2 separate regions of the Mus musculus genome follow, and region 1 is linked to region 2. The links are chromatin loops, found by intact Hi-C in ENCODE. Cell type or tissue: left cerebral cortex. All regions are shown on one strand. Links, peaks and the distances in the headings refer to the core of each region. The heading gives the core; the rest is flanking DNA.

Region 1 (8,719 bases), core at 303-8,302, 54 kb after region 2:
TCACAGATTCTAGGAAAATATCACAAAAGCAAATAGTAACATAGGTACACCCTGATAGATTAGATGTCCAGACTTCATACCAACAGCTGCCTTGGTACATTTATCATTTGGTACCAGTTTTGCTTCCTAATTTTAAGTTACGGCTAGTCTTAACTATTGTAATGAAAGTTGTTGGGATTAGTCTTACAACTGCTAGATGAGGTTCATGATATGGTCAGCCCACAAAACATTTCAGTCAGTAACATCACATATATCTGGTTCCTTGCATTGACATTTGCACAATGAGATTGCCAAAGGATACATTTCACAGAACATGTCCCATCAGCAGCATCAGTACTTGAAATGTAGGTCACTACTTAAAAAGCAGATATTTACAGTTATCATTGTCTGCTCATACAGCAGCTGGATTCTATCCATTGTATTGCCACTAAGCTTTGAACATCAATACAGGAAATACAAAACTAAGATTGGGCCAGTGAGATGGCTCAGTGGGTAAAGGGTGCTTGCTTGACAAGCCTGGCCATAGAACTTCTATCTCCAGAGCCCTGTAAAGGCCAGGGAAAGAACTCACTCCACAAAGCTGTCTCTGACCACATAGGTATGATGTGGCATGTGTTCCTCCCCATGCACACATGCTTACACAAAAATATTTTTAATAGTTTTTTAAAACTACAAGATCACATTTTCTAGAACACATTTTATGTTGAGGTTGAACAAGGAGTTAGTATATACTGAGCTCTGACACTGAGCTCTACTCAATACAGGATCGTGTATTTAATCTCTGCAAATTGTTTTTGTTTCACATTTTATATATATATATATATCCAACGTTGAGAGGGAAAAATGGTTTGGCACCACACGTTAGGAACCTTCAAAGAACAGTTCATCCTAAAGAATTTGAAGTACACAAGCTGGGCAAGGTGTTGTACACATATCTCAGCACTTGAAGGTGGTGATAGGATGATGAGTCCAGCCTGGTCTACATCAGACAGTCTAGACCTAAAACTTAACCTGTATAAAGTTTATGTAGGAAGATAAGTGGGAACATGTCTACTTAAAGTAAAAATAGCAAGTTGCAGAAAGCCTTTTGTTTTCTCTCCTTTGTGATAGGGTTTCCTTATGTACTCAGAATCCTGCTTCAACCTCTTTTTTTTTTTTTTTTTTTTTTGGTTTTTTTGAGACAGGGTTTCTCTGAGTATCCCTGGCTGTCCTGGAACTCACTCTGTAGACCAGGCTGGCCTCAAACTCAAAAATCTGCCTGCCTCTGCCTCTCTGCCTCTCTGCCTCTGCCTCTGCCTCTGCCTCTGCCTCTGCCTCTGCCTCTGCCTCTGCCTCTGCCTCTGCCTCTGCCTCTGCCTCTGCCTCTGCCTCCCGAGTGCTGGGATTAAAGTTATGCGCCACCACTGCCCTGCTCTGCTTCAACCCGAGTGCTGGGATTAAAGTTATGCGCCACCACTGCCCTGCTCTGCTTCAACCTCTTAAGTGCTAGCATTACACACCCATCACTATACTGTGCAATATAGTTCCAAAAAGTGTCCAGGGATGTCTGAGGAAATGGCTCAGTGGGTAAGAGTACTTGCTGCCCAGACATAAAGACCTGAGTTCAGATCCAAAGAACCCATGAAAAAAACAGCCAAATTAATTTCTGTGTACATTTCTGCCACCCCAGTGCTGAGTCAGGGACAGAAGGATCACTGGAGCTTTCTCACTGCCAACCCAACTGAAAAAATTAACTCCAAATGAGAGGCCCTGTCTCAAGGGGAAAAGCACAGATCAGGTACTGGAAAAGATGGAAAATCCTCTTCACCAGTGTGTGTGCACATACATGTGTGGGCACACACATGCAAGCAGAATGTACAGGGAAATGGAAGCAGGTACAAACCAAAGAAGGCAATTGTGACGTCTGTTGTCCTGTGCCTTCAGTTTTCACAATTTCAGCATTCAATCCTCATTCTCATCTTTTTTTCCCCAGGCCGTGAGGAGAAAGAAAACGGATCAGTAGCAGTAGGAAAGTGAGAGAAGGTGTAGCGAATTCAGACACTGCAGAGAGGCCTCAGAAAGCAAACATGGTTACAGGAGACTCAAGTCACAGTCGCCAACATCAGAAAGTGCAGAAAGGTCGTCCCTATTTGAAGATTAGAAAAGAAATGTGCTAGGCAATGGTGAGGCATGCCTTCAATCCCAGCACTCCAGAGGCAGAAGCAGGTGTTCAAGGCTGGCCTGGGCTTCAGATGGAGTTCCTGGACAGCCAGGGCTACACAGAGAAATTCTGTCTCGAACCTCCCCACCTTCCCCCATCCCACACAAAGAAAAAGAAAAACAGATAAACATATTTCTAAAGGGGGCAAAGGAAATTTCTCATTACGATAGGTGTTGACGGGGATTGGAGAGACTATCCGAGTTAATAATCCCAGCACTTGGGAGGCAGAGGCAGGCAGATTTCTGAGTTCGAGTCCAGCCTGGTCTACAAAGTGAGTTCCAGGACAGCCACGGCTATACAGAGAAACCCTGTCTCGGAAACAACAACAACAACAATCATTCATCATCATCATCAGAGTAACGATAGCACCCATGAGTATGCCAGAACAAGAAAAAACAAGTGAGATATGCATACAGCACCATAACATAAGGAGAGCAAATTGCAAACCTGAGTGACAGGTGTACAGGACTCTTCCAGCAGGGAGTGCTCTGGTCTATCAAAAAGGTCCTGCTTAGCTGGAGGAAGGCATCCAGCTATGTGGCTTAGTGTGGTGGTTTGAATATGCTTGACCCAGGGAGTGGCACTATTTGGAGGTGTGGCCTTTCTGGAGTGGGTGTGGCCTTGGAGGAAACGAGTCGCTGTTGGCATGGGCTTTGAGACCCTACAAGCTGCCTGAGGATGCTGCTTTCTTTCTCTCTCTCTCTCTATTGTACTTCGTTACCCCGCTTAAAAACTGGTGCTACCGCCTAGATCCTGAACTGGGAGTTGGTAAGCACGGTCTGGTTAAGTAAGGGTCTATGCCCTTTAGACTTCAGTTCCCGCCAGCACAGACAGTGTAGGTCTGTTTAATAAATGAAGCCTTTTCAGATTGGGACATGCTAGTACAAAGACAGCGAGCCCCATTTCCTCACAGAGAGGGACCGATCCTTGTAGTTTCAGAACCAGGATTCCTTTCTGGGGAGAATGAACCTCTAGTCAACCTCTATGAAGATGGCCTTCAGGATACTCTCTTCTAGAAAGAGCTGGATGGAGTGAGGAAAGAAAGGCAAGATGCTATCTCTCCTGGCAGCTTGCTGACAGACTTGTGCTCCAAGTCGCTGCCAGGACTAAGCCAACCTGGTGAGAATTGACAGATACCACTCAAACCCCAAGGCCTACTAATTGGCTACTTGAGAGCCAATCAGAAACGAGTTTTGACTAGAGAGCCGAGATTGACAAGGTTGTCGGATTCCAGACAGCCAATCAGAAGCCAGATCTCTGAACTCTATTGGTGGGATGGAGAGGGTTGGGCCAGAACTGTCAGTAGTGTGTACTGACTGGGCGGAGGGATGTGGGAGGAGCCAATAGGAAGGCGGGGCTCGCAGCGGCGGCGGGTCCGGCCCCACCTCCTGCACCGCAACCACTAGCTGACTGAGGGGAGAGAGCAATCGGCCTCAGGACGTCCGGTCGCTGTGCGTGAGAGGAGGTGGAAGAGACTGAAGCGAGTCAAGGGTCTCTCTGAGGGGACATCCCCGAGAAGCGGCGGCGGGCTCCTGCAACCCTTGCGCTCCTCAAACTCACTGCGTGCTGACGCGGCAGGTCACTGCCCAGCCCCAGCCCTGCTGAGATTTCAGTGCGCAGTTTTGAGGGTCCCACCCTCCGCGGGCCTGCATGGTTTGGGGGTGGAAGCCATCCTAAGGCTCCTCTGGACCTGAGACAGGCCGGGAACGGGTTGTGGGCCACCTCCCTCCCATCGGCGTCTTTCGCTCCTCAGCAAGACCCCCTGGAAGTGAGTCTTGCTTCCAATCGCCCTTGGAGTGTAGAGTTCCTGCAGCCCGTGAGCTGTGAGTGGAGGCAACTCACGAAATAAGTGCAGGGAACATCACTGCCTGCTTCCCAAGCCTGGAAGCTCACAGCAGAGGGGTCGTCGAAGACAGACGTGGAGAAAGTGCTAAGGCAGAAGTCACAAAGACTTTGTAACACTTTAGGAGAAGGTGAGAGGAAAGACTAGTTTATGTATTATTATTATTTTATTCTTGTGTACTTTTCACCAAGTGCAGAGTGTAAGATCCACTCCCTCTCCATTCCCCTCTCATGCAGCGAAAAATTATGGAGTCTGGTGCAAACCTCCTGCTTAGAAGTCCTTACTGTTTGAGGTTGTTTTTGTTTGTTTGTTTGTTTGTTTGTTTCCGGCTCTAAATATTGTTGACAAGAAGTATACTAACATCTATATAGATTTCGATTCGCTCTCCACTCTCTCCACACATGGGGCGCATTTGATGAAAATGGATGTCTCTGTTGTTCTATTTTTATTTTTTAAGTTTTTTCTTTATGTGTATTTGCTTTCAGTAGCATGTTTCAATGTGTGTCCTTTTTTTTCAGGTTGTGGAGTTCTTTCTATATTCAGCAAAAAGGCTCAAAATTCTTCGTTGAACTCTTTTAGAGGCAGTGTGGCTAAAGTTACGGAGGTTGGCTGCCCAGCTGGTGCTAGGACTTTTCACAGCTCAGTAACTGTTTGGTACCAGGTTGTCCTGTGACCAGACCTGCCAACAGTACTTTGTAAACAGGACTTTGCTTTAACAAATAGGACTCTTCAAAGAGATAATTAACAAGCCCCCTTTAAGGACATGGGGATGTTTTCTGGAGATTGGCCTTCACCAATTGCCTTCAACAGTCTTCAATTTTAATAGCTTTTTCTTTTTGAGACAAAGTCTCTCACAGTAGCCGGGGCTAGCTTGGAACTCAATAGGTAGTCTGGACTGACCTTCAACTAGCAGCAATCTTATTGTCCTGTCTCTGGATTGGCAGGATAGCAGATGTGAGCTACCACACCCAGCTCCCTGTCAAATCCCTATCAAGCTCACTGTTGTTTTTAATACCCTTAAATTCTTTCAGACCTGAGAGGATTTCATCTTGGAGTTAGGGTTTCAGTTCACATTACATCCTGAGCACTAGCCTTATTCTATAAATATATTCAGAAGGAATGTTTAAAATTCCTTGTAAAGTCTTAGAGCCAAAAGCAGTGTAACAGGATGTATCAGTTTCCAGAAGTTTCAGGTGCAAAGATTCTTTTGAAGCCCTGTTTAGTCTTTGTGATCATAAGTTTAGTGTCAACACCTGAAGGGCTTAATTGGCTTCTGAAAGCAAATACTGTGGTCAGAAGGTAAACATGAGAAGTGTTTGTCAAGAATACAACAGCTTGGTTGGGCACATGTTTTACTTCGTAGAGACCTTGCCTAACATGCGCGAGGTCCCGAGTTTGATCCCTAGCGCCAAATAAGCCAAGCATGGTGGTACATGGGAGGTAGAGGCAGGAGGATCAGAAATTGAAGGCTATCTAATACGTTTAAGTCCAGCCCATGCTACTCAAAAACCGAAAACAAACATAAAAGAATACAACTCGGAATTGTAGGCATGTGCCGCTAAGCCTGGCATTCCCGTGGTTGCTATAGTTCCAAACTCCAGTTTCCATACTTACACATTGGCCACCATCCGAAGTGTGCCATCTTCCAAGCCCTCAGAGCTGAGGTCTCAGTGGAACTGAATATTAGTTTTGGACACATCTCTTAATGTCTTTGGACCTATGTTTCTCTGTAAAGTTGGCAGACGAGAGAAAAGATTGGATTAGATAATATAACAAAGTGCTTCTCTGACCCGCGTTTGTCCATAGAACTGTACCTTCAAGTTGTGAGGGAAATTTATAAATAACTTATGGCCCAGGATTTTTATTCATCTAACATATCTACTTCTATTTTGTTTGTTTTATTTGATACCAGGTCTCTCTATATTGCCTGGCCAGCCTAGAACTTGCTAGGTAGACCAAGCTGCCCTGGAATTTGAAATAGTCTCCCAGCCTCTGCCTTCCAGGTGCTGGGATTATAATGGCATGGACCATTATCCCCTGACAGAACATCAATTTTTTAAAGGTTATTTTAATTTTTAAATGTCTCTGTGCGGGTATGGTGCACATGTAACTGCAGATGTAGCACAGAGTGTAGCTGTCCAGCGGTCATAGATTAACTGGGTTACCTGCAAGGGGGGATGGAAATGAAAGGAATGGGGTGCAAGAGAAGGATGAAGCCAAAACAAAGTTTCTGCTCAAGGCTCAAAGTTTAATTTTGAGAATGCATTTATATAGGGAAAGCCCACAGACCCCATCCTTTGTTTCAGCTGAATGTTGCAAAGCAACTCACTGGGCAGTCTGCTCCTGTAGGAAATTGCAGGTGCGGCAAGGGCAAGGCAGAAGACTCCTCCTGGGTCGAGGTCCAACTGTGGCAAACACTTAAGATCTATTTGGCCCGCTCAAGGCTGGGGGAAGGGCACAGAGGAGTCCCCTGGAACTGGAGTTACAGGCGATGTAAGCCACACAATGTGAAAGCTGGGGACCAAATTCAGGCCTTCTACAAGAGCAGCAAGTGCTCTTAACTGCAGATCTACCTCTCCAGCTCCAGGTCATCTGCTTCTTCACCTTATTCACTAATTGATCATTTAAACTTTATAAATAAAAATCAAGAAGCATAGACTCAATATAGGAAAATATGGTCTGTCTGAGAATAATCATTCAAACAACTGTCATTGTAATATGCCTGGCTCTTATTTTTTCCCCTAGACATAATGTCAAGTGGAGCTGGCTGGCAGTCACAGGCTTCTGCCAAGCCCGTTTTTACTGAGGCACAAGCCTCTGCACTGGTAGAATCGGTATTTGGGTTCAAAGTTTCCAAGATCCAGCCACTCCCTAGCTATGAGGACCAAAACTTTCGTGTTCACATTGCAAGAGGCAAAGAGACTACAGATGACCCAGTTGAATATGTCCTCAAAATAAGCAATACGGAGTCTAGCCAAACTCCAGAGCTGATTGAAATGCAGAACCATGTCATCATGTTCCTGAGAGCAGCTGGATTCCCAACAGCCTCCGTATGCCGAACTAAAGGGGACAACACCATCTCTCTCATATCCATTGGTAAGAGATTTCCTATACATTCATATTACTATATTTTGGCTACAGGTAGAAGCGCAGTGTCTAAAACAAGTTCATAACTCAAAGTGGAGATATAGTTTGAACATGGTTTTAGTTGAGATCTACTGTAAAAATTTTTTCAAATTTTTATTAGATATTTTCTTCATTTACATTTCAAATGCTATCCTGAAAGTCCCCTATACCCTCCCCCCGCCCTGCTCCCCTACCCACCCACTCCCACTTCCTGCCCTGGCGTTCCCCTGTACTGGGGCATATAAAGTTTGCAAGACCAAGGGGCCTCTCTTCCCAATGATGGCCGGCTAGGTCATCTTCTGCTACATATGCAGCTAGAGACATGAGCTCTGGAGGTACTAGTTACTTCATATTGGTGTTCCACCTATAGGGTTGCAGACCCCTACAGCTCCTTGGGTACTTTCTCTAGCTCCTCCATTGAGGACCCTGTGTTCCAGCCAATAGATGACAATGAGCATCCACTACTGTATTTGCCAGGCACTGGCATAGCCTCACAAGAGACAGCTATATCAGGGTCCTTTCAGCAAAATCTTGCTGGCATATGCAATAGTATCTGCATTTGGTGGCTGATTATGGGATGGATTCCTGGGTGGGGCAGTCTTTGGATGGTCCATCCTTTCGTTTCAGCTCCCATCTTTGTCTCTGTAACTCCTTCCATGGGTATTTTGTTCCCTATTCTAAGGAGGAATGAAGTATCCAAGCTTTGGTCTTCCTTCTTCTTGATTTTCTTGTGTTTTGCAAATTGTATCTTGGGTATTCTAAGATTCCTACTGTAAATTTTATGTTTCTAAATGTCCTGATACATAATAACTAAGGGACCTGTGAACACCAGGAGGACATGTTCTATTCTTATTTAACACAAAAAGATTATATGTGTTGTTAGGAATTGAACCCAGGCCCTTGCACGAGCTAGGCAAGCACTCGGCAAATTCACTTCTCCAGCCTCAAGAATGTATTTGTATTTATTAGACTGGCTGCTGTGTTTGTAGTAGAAATAGAAAGAACATGAAACTAGCAATCAAGCATTTAAAACGCCAGTTTGTCATTACTATGCATGTGACCTCGGACACAGCACGTGTATGCAAGGCTGCAAGTTCTCATTGTCTTTTCTTTTTGTTTTTTGGTTTTTTGGTTTTTTTTTTTTTTTTTTTTTGAGACAGGGTTTCTCTGTATAGCCCTGGCTGTCCTGGAGCTCACTTTGTAGACCAGGCTGACCTCGAACTCAGAAATCTGCCTGCCTCTGCCTCCCGAGTGCTGGGATTAAAGGCATGCGCCACCACGCCCGGCTCTCATTGTCTTTTCAAGAATGATTGACAGGATGTATCATCCCTTCCATCTAGACAGTGGATCTGGAGTCAAAAGCTACTTGGTAAGAATGCTCACTTACCTCCCAGGAAGACCAATAGCTGAGGTTGCCATCAGCCACCAGCAATTATATGAAATAGGAAGGCTGGCTGCCCAATTGGATAAAGCCCTAGAGGTAAGATCTGGGGTCTTGTTTGTAAGGGATTTTGTTTGTTTATCTTTTTTTGTTTTTGTTTGTTTTGAGA
Region 2 (8,719 bases), core at 493-8,492:
ATCAGAGCTCCTAACCACTGTGCCATCTCTCCAGCCCATTCTGAAGGATTTTAAACAAACATTATCAGATTTGTGATTAAGGAGGGATGATGCCCTGGTGGGGTTGTAAGGGTATTTGGAGCAATGGTAAATTAAGAAGTCGAGGATGAAACAGGGAGAGTTGTTAGAAAACTAGAATGCTGAATTATATAAAATCATTATTTTTAGGTCACAGTGGCCAAAGCTTAACATTTTTATTTATTATTTATTTACTTCTGTGATTGTGCATGTGCGTATGATGTGTGCAAGTGTAAGTCCCACAGCATGTGGAAATCAGAGGAAACTTTGTGGAGTTGGATTCTGGGAATTGAGCTCAGGTCACCAGACTAGCATGGTAAGTATCTTTATCCACTGAGCCATGCAATAGTCTAAAGTGACCAATGGCTCAACCTAATACCAAGTAAGAAATGACCAGAACCTAAACTGTGGTACTGATGAATGAGGTCAAACAACATTAGGAAAGTCTACTTTGACAGGACACCACAGTATCTTTGATGAAAGGGACAAACAGAAGGGTCTACATCAGAAAGTGGAAGCACAGTTATAGACCACAGGAAAGCATTCCTGAACCTAGGCATTTTACTTTTCTTTTGACAAAGATCGACACAGCTTAAGGACCGACAGGCTCATTGGGATGTGATCATATAGCCAAGTTCAGAGCTAAAGTTGAGATTAACACTCTCTCTCTCTCTCTCTCTCTCTCTCTCTCTCTCTCTCTCTCGGTTTTTTTTTTTTTTGAGTCAGGGTTTCTCTGTAGAGCCCTGGCTGTCCTGGAACTCACTTTGCAGACCAGGCTGACCTCGAATTCAGAAATCTGCCCGCCTTTGCCTCCCAAGTGTTGGGATTAAAGACATGTGCCACCACCAGGTTTCTTAATTATACTGTCTCTGCTATAATCTGGCTAATCAAAGAAGGCATTAGTATAAGTTTCCCGGGGTTTCTATGACACAACATGGGTAGCAAAAACAATGATTTCAGAGGAAGTAGGAGGGGGATAAGGGAAGTATGCATTACATACACGTACGAAATTGTTAAAAAATAAATGATTAAAAAACAAATGACACTATGTAATTTTCACCTGTAAGTTAATATATATGACTTGAGGTCACTTTTAGCATCTCGTAGCATATCTTTATGTGAGTATTCTGTACTTTTTACCCGTGCTCCTTTGGCAGGCATTGAGGTTGCCTTCAATGTTATTATAAGCAGTAACCTCGTGCTTACCTACCCTGTGCCCGCCTTCATATGCACCTAAAGCCACAGGCGACACCATTGAGACACGGTCAGTACGAGTCATTCCAGTGGCTCATGTGGTGATGGCAGTTTATAGCCTTTGCCATTATAGAGCGTCAACATTGTAAGTAAATACTTTTTTAAAACTTGGTTGCATAAGTTTTCATGAACTTTGAAGTGAGCGCTGTGATGCAATATCTAAAGGTTGGACTCACCTGATGAACCTTAGCATGAAGAAACAATGAGGCAAGTTCCAATTAATGAACATTTTGCAAAAACAACTATGTGCTTTGACAGATACCAACAGCACCAAGGAAAATAAGCAGCTAAGAGACTATCCTAAGTACAGACTAGACAGGATTGGATTTTAGTGGGAAAAAGTTTCTAGAAAAACAATATTATCTAGGCGTGGTAGCACATGGCTGTAACACCAGTACTTGGGAGGTTGAGGCAGGAGAACTGCTATAAGTTTGAAGATACTTTGGGCTTTTTTCCCCTCTGAGTCAGCTCGAGACACCCAAGACCAAGTTCTCAGCAAAAAGGAGGGACAGAGGACAGGATAGGGGACAAAGACTGGAGATAAAGGACAGGGAGAAGGGGAAGGGAACAGGGAGGGGAGAAAGGGAGCAGGACAAAGGGGGAAAGGAGCATGTCTGTGGGGGAGGGGAGCAGGGGACTGCCTCTGGATGGAGAGCAGACAGACAAGCCTCCTAGGCATATGACAGTTTATAAAGGGAAAAGGGAAACCCTGGGTTAGGGTGAGGTTTTAAATTTAATTGTGCGTGTTAATTAGGTGGGCCAAAGGGGGCTGTTGATTGCTGGACTTCAATCTTTTAATAGCTGGACCTTTGTTGTCAGCCTCAGGAGGAAGAAGTAGCTAAATAAGGGAACAGACCTTGATTGCCAGCTTTAGGAGTGTAATCTAACAGTTTTACAAGGCAGAGGGAATGAAGGAGAAGGGCAGGCCCTGCCAGAGCCACGTTTGTCACGCGTGGGCAGCCTAGTGTCCCTTTGGGGTTGTCTGGTGAATGTGGAATCAGCCAGAGCTACACAGCAAGACCATCTCAAAACAAATAAATAAAACAAGGTAAACAATTGAAACAATTGGCAACATTTTAAAATTTGGTTGTAAATGATGTCAATGTTTGATTATAGAATATTAATAGGGCTGATTCTTCAAATGCATAAAGTGTAAATATTAATGGTACTGTACCAGTGCTAAATTTCCTTCTTTCTTTCTTTCTTTCTTTCTTTCTTTCTTTCTTCTTCTTTTTTTTTTTTTTTTTTTTTTGAGACAGGGTTTTTCTGTATAGCCCTGGCTGTCCTGGAACTCACTTTGTAAACCAGGCTGTCCTCAAACTCAGAAATCCACCTGCCTCTGCCTCCTGAGTGCTGGGATTAAAGGCATGTACCACCACGCCCAGCTAGTGCTAAATTTCTTGAATTTAACTGTTGTAGTGTGGTTGTATGAGAGACTGTCCTGGGGGGATGGAGAGATTGCTTAGCAATTAAGGCCATTTGTGCTCTTGTAGAAGACTTCAGTTCAACCCCCAGAACCACAACAAACGAATTTTCAAAAGCTCAAACTAGTGAAAACCATGAGATTTGAGAGATAGGTTGGTAATTAGGATGATTCAACACCCTCTTCTGGCCTCCTTGGGCACCTGCACACACATGACATACACTAACATTGAGATACACATATAAATAAATCTTTAAAACATAAAAAGAAAAGCCCAAGTCTTGAAAGAGTGAGTAAGGGTTAGCCAACGGTGTACAGGAGTGTTGTTTCAAGAGAAGCAGAACTATTCAGTTCAGCCTCGTGAACAATGAAGTTATACGTGAGCTCTTGCTTCCATCTGAATGCATCGCAAATCCAGACTCAGTTTCTTGGTATGTGAGTTTGGTTACTGTGTCCTTCCTAGTTTGTTTCAGTTTCATGGAGATGATTTCGAGAATAGTCATGCCCTTGAGACTTTCTGAGAAGACTGTCACAGTTGTTAAGGTCAGGAAGCCAGTGGATCAAGTGGACTTCTAAACAGTAATGGAAGAGAGGAGCCAAGGATAGCGTGCTGGTATGTGCTTAGGCGGTGGCATTCGCTGGTGTAGGTGACAGACACATAAGGACTCAGTCACTGGCTTGGGTGGCAGTGGTTGTGGTGGTGGTTTTGCATAGGAGATGCCTGTGGTAACAAGCGTTAGGATATATTCCTCTAAGCTTAGGAGATGGGTTTGAGTTGTAGGTAGGCTAGAGAGCATCAGCTTATGAACGGATAGCTGGAGCCAATAGACAGATGAATGAGCCAGAGGAAATGAAATCTGGTGCAAAGCTCATGTCACGAGATAGAGTTAATGACAGTACACTTAATAGCTGGGCAGAGAAAGGCCCTGGTAGAGGAGACTGGGATGAAGCAGGCTTGGAGGCCAGGAAGTACAGAATAGTTTTGGAATTATGGAAGCTAATACAGTTTGTCTTAGCAAACATACTAAACAAACAGTTAAAGCAAGAGCTGGGGTATTAGCAAATAGTTATGCCTACCTTTATCACAGGCATTTTTGGAAGTGGAAACCAGTCTGAGAAGGGATAGGAGTGGGGAAGAAAAGGGCAAACCAGACAACTCCAAAGAGTCCGCTAACCAAAAGACAAGACAGGGAAGACATAAGGACTCTCCCTGGCGGGGCCAGAGAGAAACTTAGGACACCATCACGTTTAACTGCTCCTGGGAAGAGAAAGGTTGAAGTTATAGGAAAGTATGGACATTTTAATTCATTCAATTAGTCGATTGCCTATGTGTCCCATTAACCCGGCCTTGTTCTCTTGAGAATGCACGAGTGGGCGCCTCATTACATCACGGCTTAACACAAGGCTTTACCATGCAGGGAGAACTTGAGTCCCAATCCTGGCTCTTTCCTACAAGACAGTCCTGCAGACATCGCGGGACCTCAAAACCTCACGGTATACTTTTGGGCCCACAAGAAAGTAACGGAACCTATGGCGTCCCGTTGTCAAAGTTACTAACCTCCCAGGGTTCCGCCCCCCCACCTCCAGCTCTGGAGAACAACAGAGGCTGCGCAGAGACCCGCCTACCCGCTGGCTCCGCCCCGCTCTTTCTTTGTTTCGCCGGTCCGAGGATCTCGCGAGAGTTAGCCGGCAAATCCCGCGAGCGCGGACCCCGGGCCAGCTCTGCGGCTCTCGCGGTGCCTGCGCGAGACTGCTTCCTTCCTCCTTTCCCCTGCCCGTCCGCCCGTCTTCCTCCCTCTCTTCCCGGCCTGGCCTCCCCCTCCTTCCCCCGCTGGCCCCCTCCCCGCAGGGATAATATGGTCTCCGGCGATGGACTCCCCAAGTGCAGGTCAGTTCCCGGCCGCCGCCTTAGCGTTGGCGGCTGGTGGCGTGCGCTGCTGTACATCCGTGGCCCTCGCTGTGCTCTGCTTACGGTCACCCGGGGGGGCGGTCGGGCCCTCAGGGCTTGGTCGTTCTCTCCCCTCGGGGCGGAGGCCGCGAAGGCCGGGCGTCCCCGCCCGCGCGTCCCGCTCTTCAGCGGAGCGCTAATTCCGCCCCTGGCCGGGGCCCGCTGCTTGTTGGCTGCAGCCTCCAGGCCCCCAGGAGGAACTGCTGGGGCAGGGACAAGCCCACGTCTTTCTCTGCCCGCCCCCCTTTTGTGAGCATTGAGTGTCGGAAGACCTGGCTCCCTTGTTTGGCTTTCACTCTGCTGGCTGATCCTTCTACCCAGCATCCTGGGATCTCCCTTTCTTTGCTCCTGGAAGTGGAGGGGCTGTCGAGGCTGAACGTTAGCCGGTTCCCAGATCATTTGTTGCAGTCTCCTCCCCCATCCACCTCCCTCCACAAAAGAAAAACACTGTTCTTTCTGAATGGACTGTGCTTGTCTTTTCTGGTTTTGGAAGAAGATCTTAGAGCAATGTTTAAGGGTCTCACCCATCCAAGTAATGAGGCCGCATAATGAATTTTTATCTACCTCACCCTTTCTCACAACACTGAGAGTGGGGGCATATTCAATTAGTGCATAACCATTAAGGGTATATCTCTTAGTAGAATCTAATGTGCCAGTTTACCTAGATATTTTGATGGTCACTTTAAAAATCATCTTTAGTGTTCTGTTGTTGGATTTTTAATTGCCTTTTGAACCTCTAACAATGGTTTTGTCAAAGCATTATCTCTGTACTTAAGCATGTTCAGGGCACGATTTCTGAATGCTTGTACATCATTTAAACCATTCTTATGGTCTCTTTGCAGACATTTAACATTTCTAAGATTGAAAAGCCATTGGGTGGGTAATGCTGTAATCCCAGCATTCAGGAGACAGAATGGGCGATTATTGCCTCTACTTGCAGGCTCTCCTGGGTTGCCCAGTGAGGTTAAGTCCACTCTGGGATACAGTGACAACACCCTGTGTCAACAGGCAAGGTAGAAAGCTGTCTGTCTCACTAGTTTCTGTTTGACAAGAGTCGAGGTTTAGAATTGTCCCCTTGCAGTCCCGTGGAGACGAGTCTTGTGTCTGTGGTATGGGACAGTCAGCACCTCCATCACTGCCTCCATGGTTCAAGGTGGCCCTCGTAGCTGCCCCGCAGGGTAATGCAAATGTGCAATATTCCCATCAGCTTTCCATCACACACAGAGTTCTGCTGAGCAAAAGTTTGGGTGTTTTCTCTTTGAATAAGGTTCTTGGTAACTGTAGTTAATGTACTTAATGTATTTGATGGAATGTATTTAATGAAAGGCATTTGTTCTTTTTCTTCTCCAGGATACACCTTTGAGTACCTTATTGAAACATTAAATGGCAATTCACAGAAGAAGTTCTTCAATGTACCTAAACTTGGCGGCACCAAGTATGGTAATGTTGCTTTACGTTTTTCGTGGGCTTAGTTTCTAGTAGTTACAGTGCATTGGTCAAGGTGAGCAGAAGACATTTTATAAAACTTCCTTTGGGACTTTTGGTTGAGAACAATAGAAACCATACCTCGATTTCTTCTTTAAACTTTTAGTTAATTAGATGCTGCCTCTCCTCCCCTCCCCCCAGAAGCTAATCTTATTTTTAAAAGAGAACATCATAATCTATAGTGACTGAATGTGTGTGTTAACTTTTTCAATGGTCAGTGCCTCTGGTTATTGTTTTGTTTTTGTTTTTTTCAGGACAGGGTTTCTCTGTAGAATGTGACTGTCCTGTCATCCACTCTGTAGACCAGGCTGGTCTCATACTCAAAGATCTATCTGTTATTGCCTTCCAAGTGCTAAGATCAAAGGCAGGGACCGCTACTGCTTAGAGCCTCTGATTATTCTTTAAAAATATTTATCATCTTTAAATAGAATCATCAACTGAGCCCACTGGTTCAAATTGTTCTTCACTGCTAGGCTTGATTCTCTGACACTTTGGTAAACGTTTTCACATTCCTCATCGGGGTCAAACCTTTCATCGCATTCTCAGAAAAATGAACGTGCTTAACCTGGCCATTGGATGGATGGAGTCTTAACTTTGATTTTCAGTTGTCTTTTGTTTTGAGACATGGTCTCCTAAGTGGCCCAGGGTGGCCTTGAACTGTCATTTCTGTCTCAGTGCTGCAGTGGGAAGAAGGTCCCACTAAGCACAGCTTTTGATTTAGTTGACAGTTGAGCAATTTTTCTAACAAGACCAAAGAATAGAAAACCTGTTTGGAAGAATGGTTGCTGGTGTAAGCTTTTATGAAAAAAATTCATGGCCAGCCTTCTACAGTTTGGAGAGAGATTTTCTTTAGTCCTGTTTTATTGCTCCTTTATAAATACTGCAGATTTTTATGAATTTAAATACTCTTCATGTATTATATGTATCTATATGCATTTTGAGACAATGTAGGTATTTTTTTTCTTAGAACTATATTGCTCTTTAAAAATAAAAATAACTATTCCCTAGAATGGCAACAGTAGCATTCTTTCTGTTGCAGTAATTTGTACTGATAAGAGAGTATGGGTATTTTTTAATATTTTATGTCTATTATTTATTTTATCCCATAAGTGATGATGATTTTGTATTGGTTCTAGAAGATTGTTTACCAAAAAAGGGAGGGGGCATTGGTTTAGTAGGCAAAACGCTTGCCCCATAGCGTGAGGACTTGAGTTCAGACCTGCAGCACTCACATACAAAGCTCAGCATAGTCATGTATCTGCCAGCTCTCCACAAGCAGACTCGGGCAGGACCGATCCTCATTTGCCATCTGCCCAGCCATTCTAGCCAAAACAGCAATGCTCTCTAGGTGAGGGACCCTGCTTCTCTTAGGGTGGAGAGCAATATTGAAAACAACCTAACATTGAACTTGAGTACACACATGCACAGACAGTCATATCATTCATACACACATATATATTATTCTCACACACAATAGGTTTTTCATACACTCTTTTCTTCAAAACAAAGCCTGATTCTAGTTACTTTTCTGTTGCTATGATAAGATACCATGACCAAGACAACTTATAGAAAAAGTTGATTTGAGGCTTACAGTTTCAGAGGTTTAGTCTCCATAACCATTATCAGGGAGCTTAGCAGCATGCTGTCAGACATGAATAGTGTTGGTGCTGTAACAGAGAAGCTCTTACCTTAAGAGGCAACCATAATTCAGAAAAGGGCAGTGGGACTTTTGAAACTTGGAAGCCTGTCCTTAGTGACATACCACCTCCAACAAGGCTACAACTATTAGTTCTTCCCAAACAATTCCACTGACAAGGGACCAAGTATTAAACTATATGAGTCTATTGGGAACCGTTCTCATTTAAGCCACTACTCTAGCCTCAAGGGATTTTGGGGTTTGATTTATTTTGTTTTTTAGATAGTCATATGTAGCCCAGCCTATTCTGGAACGCACTATGTAGCCCAGGCTGGCCTCAAAGTTCTGATTTTCCTGCCTCCATTTCCCAAGTACTGAGATTACAGGAGTGTGTGTTGCACCATGAGATTTAGGTAGTGCTGGGGGGCCCAGGACTCTTGCCTGCTAAGCAAGCACTTTACCAACTAAATTACATCTTCATGTAAAAGTTTTTTTTAACACAAATTTGAATGATTAGTAAGGAACATATATAGGGATGTTTTTTGTACTTGAAAATAAATAATTTCTATGAATACTTTATGGAAATATGCTTGAAGATGACCTATAAACATAGAATTAGGGAATTGAGCAATTAACTACTGTTCCCCTTCCCCCTTTCTAGTGCCAGTTTATCTTATTTTTAAAAATATTTTAAAAATTATTTATTTTTGAGAACAGGGTTTTTCTCCATATAGCTCTCTTATAACTAACTATGTAGACCACAGTAGCCTCAATCACAGATGAGCCTGCCTCTGTCCATTGTATCTTTTGCTTCTCCAATTTATATTCAGGGTAGAGAAGTGGACACTCCTGAGACATTGACTATATTTTGATCTGATATGATTTCCCTCTTGGAAAGTTCTGAGTTGCCTCTTTG

What was found. Hi-C counts contacts between places; a loop is a spot of excess contacts. Peaks named below come from ENCODE experiments on the same cell type or tissue, not always from the same donor. Only the 100,000 strongest peaks of a DNase experiment are listed, where the experiment ranks them.
Region 1: it touches region 2 in a loop (2.0-fold over the local background); 3 of 42 quality-filtered maps call a loop at or near these places.

The regions. Positions count from the first base shown.
Region 1 is chr9:54,913,686-54,922,404 of GRCm38, forward strand. It overlaps Hykk (hydroxylysine kinase 1), which reads left to right and starts at 3,605. Exons shown (of 5, transcript NM_177351.4): 1 at 3,605-4,173; 2 at 6,789-7,139; 3 at 8,510-8,649. The coding sequence starts at 6,794. In left cerebral cortex, for the core only: no CTCF peak of the experiment used is centred there; a DNase peak (open chromatin) is centred at 3,455; H3K4me3 peaks cover 1,302 bases.
Region 2 is chr9:54,859,275-54,867,993 of GRCm38, forward strand. Ireb2 (iron responsive element binding protein 2) reads left to right here and starts at 4,481. Exons shown (of 22, transcript NM_022655.3): 1 at 4,481-4,622; 2 at 6,033-6,122. The coding sequence starts at 4,604. In left cerebral cortex, for the core only: no CTCF peak of the experiment used is centred there; DNase peaks (open chromatin) are centred at 4,398 and 4,892; H3K4me3 peaks cover 2,020 bases; H3K27ac peaks cover 1,196 bases.